Regions from separate parts of the Mus musculus genome. Here region 1 is linked to region 2. Evidence: chromatin loops called from intact Hi-C (ENCODE). Cell type or tissue: heart. All regions are shown on one strand.

Evidence for each region. Peaks named below come from ENCODE experiments on the same cell type or tissue, not always from the same donor. Only the 100,000 strongest peaks of a DNase experiment are listed, where the experiment ranks them.
Region 1: a loop joins it to region 2, with 27 times the contacts of the local background. A loop is called at or near these places in 19 of 42 quality-filtered maps.

Annotation. Positions count from the first base shown.
Region 1 is chr3:80,957,635-80,960,134 of GRCm38, reverse strand. No RefSeq gene overlaps it. Among named protein-coding and RNA genes, the nearest start is that of Gm29808, 33 kb to the left of the region's middle. In heart, a CTCF peak has its summit at 1,383; no DNase peak of the experiment used is centred here.
Region 2 is chr3:81,923,950-81,926,449 of GRCm38, reverse strand. LOC102640985 (a long non-coding RNA gene) reads left to right here and starts at 1,816. Exons shown (of 3, transcript XR_375741.2): 1 at 1,816-2,113. In heart, a CTCF peak has its summit at 1,295 (motif pointing right); no DNase peak of the experiment used is centred here.

The sequences.
Region 1 (2,500 bases), 970 kb after region 2:
AGATTGTTCTTATAGCACACTGTAGGAAGAGTGTTTTCAATGGAGTTGTTCTTATAGCACATTGTAGGAAGAAGTGTTTTTTTGTTTTTGTTTTTTTTTTTCATTGAGTGGTTCTTATAGAACTTGTAGGAGGACATAGAATTGTTTTTTGTCTTGAACAGAATTATTGCATTTTTACTCAAGTGGGAGAAAAACATAATTACTTTTTCCCAGGATCAGAAGAACATTGTGAAAATCAGAAGAACATTGTGACCTATTGTCTCAAAGATGCTTTTTTCCATTAGAGTTATGATATATTTAGAAAACTACACAGTAGTTATTAAAGAACTCAGTTTTGAAACTACTGAATAACTAGCACATGCGTAGGGGTTGGGCGTCAGGTATATTGGCATCTGGAAATCTCAGCATTTTTCTGGAATGTTCAAAGAAGAGTCAAAATGACATTAACAAAAATGCTGGATTCTGAAACAAAATAAAATTGTAGTAAAGGAATAAAAATATTGGAAGTTGTGACTACGGACACAGACAAGAAAGACCTGAGGCTAACACTAAACTGCAACGCTATGATTCTGGAATTTATTAAGCAGAACAATGTGCAGAACATTTGGAAGCAATCTGTGTGCTACATTATGCATTCACTAGCTAGTTATTTGGATATTGTGGCACTTTTGGTCACTGCATTTTTGAAAAGATATAGACAAACTGAAATTGATCGAGGAAGGACAAGAACAATAAGAGGTAAAGCCCCGAGGAACAGTCTGGTTGCTATGATTGGATGCATGAGCATTTTTCTAATATTAGAATCAATTAATACTTCCCCCTTGGCAATGCTACCTAGAATAAAAAGGGGTTTAATAAAACAACCTTTTATATGTTTTTGATTCTGCCTTTGTTTTGCTGTGATGGAAATGCTAGAAAGTCATCTATGGAATCCCTGGGAGGATAAGTCTCCCAGAAATTGGAAAGCAGGTTCCCAGATCATTCTGAACAAATTATTCTCCCTAGTAGCAAATGGAATCCATAGGTATTTTCTGTGTTTGGCTGGTATTAGAAACCAAATAAATGGTTAGTTATCTCTTACCACGGTAAACAGTAAAAAGAGATATCCAAGACTCCCAGAGTCTTGAGAAATACAAGAGCTAACTAAATCTACATAGGCCTATAATAGTGTTTCTCATCTGCCAAGACACTGCTGGGAATATTTCTCGAACAGTGCTAGCAGAGTCTGGGCCATGGCTGCCAACAGCTATGGTTAATAGCAACCAGTAGCAAGACTTCAAAATCCCTGCAATGTTGATTTCAAAATGCCACCCTTCTTAGGAGGTGCAAGGCTCAGTGGCTATGGCTGTCCAGTTGTCAACAGAGACACCATGTGGTAGGGAGAGGCAATGGCAGCCAAGATAATGAAATCAGCTGTCCCAATGGTAGGACACATAGAAAACAGGGTTTCTCTTGTAATCAGGATATTTTGTACTGAACTAGAGATATAATTGCATTCAGAGTCCAAGGTAGAAGTGTAGCACAGAAAAGAACAACTACATTAAGAATATATTTTAAAAACGAAAGGAATGGCTTAAATTCAAGTTGAAAACACAATAATTTATATAAATTACTCATAAAAAACACTCCTAATATATCTAGATTAAATCAAAGCTTTCCATTTTCAACTTTTCCACTCCCATGGCAATAGAAACATCTACTTAGAATTAATCATAACTGAAATATTGTATTTATTGCTGTATTGCTGGAAAATCTGTCTCCCCTTCAAAATGTGAATTCTATAAGAACACACATTTCTTACCTTGTTCCATTACCATAAACTCAGGTCAAAGGGTTCCTAACATGCTTTGGATACATCGTTTGGTACATAGACATATCCAATAATTATTCAGAGACTACAGGACAAACATTATCCAGTTTAACGGGAAAAATTAAATATAGTATCCAAATCCCTTCCTACAATGAAAATCCCAACCCCCAATATACAATTGCTAGCATATCTTCATAAATATTCAAAGAATTAATATAAATAAGAACCACGACCAGTTAGATATAATTCTGTCAGAAAACAGAAAAAGAAGTGTCTTAGTCAGGGTTCTCTAGAGGAACAAACATGGCAGAATGTATGTGTGTGTGTGTGTGTGTGTGTATCTGTGTGTGTGTGTGTGTGTGTGTGTGTGTGTGTGTGTGTGTATGAAGGGAATTTATTAGAGTGGCTTACAAACTGTGGTCTAGCTAGTCCAACAGCTGCTGCCTAAAAACAGAAGGTCCAAGAATCTAGTAATTGCTTAGGCCAAGAGGCTAGATGTCTTCACTGGTCTTCAGTATATTCTGGAATCCTGGAAAGTAGGCTCTGATTCCAGTGAAGGCATAAAACTTGCCAGCAAGAATGAAAACAAGCAGACAGAGTCAATTTCCTTATTCTTTGCCCTTTATATAGGCTACCAACAGAAGATGTAGCCCGGGTTAAAGGAGGACCTTCCCACCTCCAATGATCTGG
Region 2 (2,500 bases):
TTATCTTTTTTTAAGTATAGCAATTCCTCCCTAATCCGTTCCTTCTTGAATATTTGCATTGACCCAGAGAATATTGAAAGGTTTTGATCATTATTCACTTTTATAGTCACAAATAAATGGGCAGAAGATTTGGTCATTTAGAATAGAAAAAGCAAGCAAGCAAGCAAGCAAGCAAGCAAGCAAGCAAGAATAGGAATGAAGGAACTGTTATTTGGTCCTGGAGTATGGGAAGGGAGAATAATATATGAAGGTACCTATGTGCCTTGCTGAGAAGGTCTGATGGTAGGTACCAACACATGGAGTTACAGTGAGGAAGAGAAAGTTGTTATTCTGGGTCTGAAAGAGGAATTGAAACGATCAATTTAGGTTGAAGAGCTTCATGAAGCACACAGCCTCTGACTAGGGGCTTTCTGAATCCTTCCTGCAGCTGTGGTATTTGCTTGTCAGATGATGGATGCACTTCCTTCAGATGCGTCTCAGGCAGCTGCAGGGCTCAGAGCCGCAGAGCCTCCCCCGAGTCTTAGTTTATCTGATTCTTGGTTTCACCCACTTAGTTTCTCTAAGACATCGTGCTTGTAAAACCACTACTGATATTTTTTACAATCACAGCCACTGCTCGCCTGTTTCATGAAGTGATCACAGAGTAACTTCCGATTGATAACTTTACCCTTCTGTGAATTGATAAGAAGAGTGCCATTTATTGGAGGCCTAAGACCATTGATCTCTATCAAGTTCTCATTACCTTAAATCATCAATATTGGTCACAATTTGATAAATGGATAAAAAAATCAACTCCCTTTGCACTTTAATTTCAGGGTGGCTATTGTGTTAGTAGAGTTTCCACATAATATCCAGCCAGAGTTTTAAACATTTTATGCCCATTTCCTCAGAAATGTCTCCTAGAAACAAAGGAATATGAAAAAAAAAATAGAATGTTTCAAAATTAAGGTGTTGGAAGATAATACAGTGTTGAAATATTTTAAGTTATGGAATCAGACAATATGTATCACGGCCTCTCAGAACACTGTGAAACTGTTAATTTTACCACCTGAATATTACAGATTTGAAAAAAAATTGTGGCATGTATATTTATATTACCTAATGGGTTGATTTTAAATACCATTAGTGTATTCATATTATTTTTGATATGTGATAATTCATATCTTTATTGTTTGTCAAAGTATTAGAATTTGGGGGATATATGTTCCTAATTAATTTTGTTATTGAGGATAACAAACTGAACTGGCAGACAAAACTGGCCAAAAAAATTTACTGATTTGTGTGCATCCTCATATCTGACCACATGAGGGCAGCATAGTATCTCTTAAGACAGTACATTGGCGCCAAGGATAGAATCTGGTATAAATGGCATGTAAAAAAATCATGAATATAAGGTTAAAGCTAGAGAACTCTATAATGGTCTTTTTATTCAAATTTTCACTTTCCAGCTGAAGGAATTGAGGTCCAAGGAGACAAATTAACAAGTCCCCTCACACAATTGATGTCTTTGAAGGTAGACAGGAGAACGAATTGACATTAAAACAGGTAATAATAATTACATTAAGCAAGCACCTAGATATTTTAAGAGACTTCTTATTATACTGTAATATTATGTGTGGAAACATTTCGGATGAAATTGAATATTTCTAATAAGGATTTAGCCTCAGAAATGTTCCTTTCTGCAGAACTAGACAAATAAAATGATAGAATTAACATTTCCAAAAAAGACTTTTAGGATAAACTTGAAGGCAGAAACGTGAAGCGTGTAATTCTGAGGGTATTCATTAGTACTTTCTTCACAATCTTGCACTCGTGAGTTCTTCTCACACTCCATCATTGTCTCCGAGAAAGAACCGGCAACCTCGGGAACAGGGCACGGAGGTGCTGCCTCGACATTTCTCATTTTTATGTCTTCACACCCACACCTTGTTATATAACATACAAATACATGTTCATTTCGTGAGAATTGTTACGTAACACACAAATACACACAAACCCAGTGAGACTCGTGAAAGGCCTGCTCTCCGCCATCTCCACCATCATGGCTGACAGACAAGCGGAGGGTGGGGATGCTCGGTCTGCCTCAGAAACTCCCCCTCTCCAAACTTCTCAGGTAAGTTAAAAATTGACTGGAAAATGCAGGTAAACAGAAAAGTCTTCCTATACAGCTGAGTTCTCCCCGCCCCTCTGCCTCCTGCAGGTCTTTACCTGTCTTCCCAGGTTCTTTTTCTTCCCTACTGCTATTATGGTTGCTCACCGTAGCTTCGTTCCAACAACCTTCGTAAAATGGACCCTGTGATAGGTGGTGTTATGCATCAACCTGCCAAGTCAGGGAGGGTGACGCTGTTTGATTAAACATGATGCTAAATGGTTTTGTAAGGATGTTCTTGGACAAAGTGTTTTCAGGGACAGAGCTGGTAAAGACACTTGCTGTCCATAGCTGTAGGGGGACGGGAGCTGGCATCAGTCAGTGGTCAGTCTGGAGAAAAGACTGGTCTCT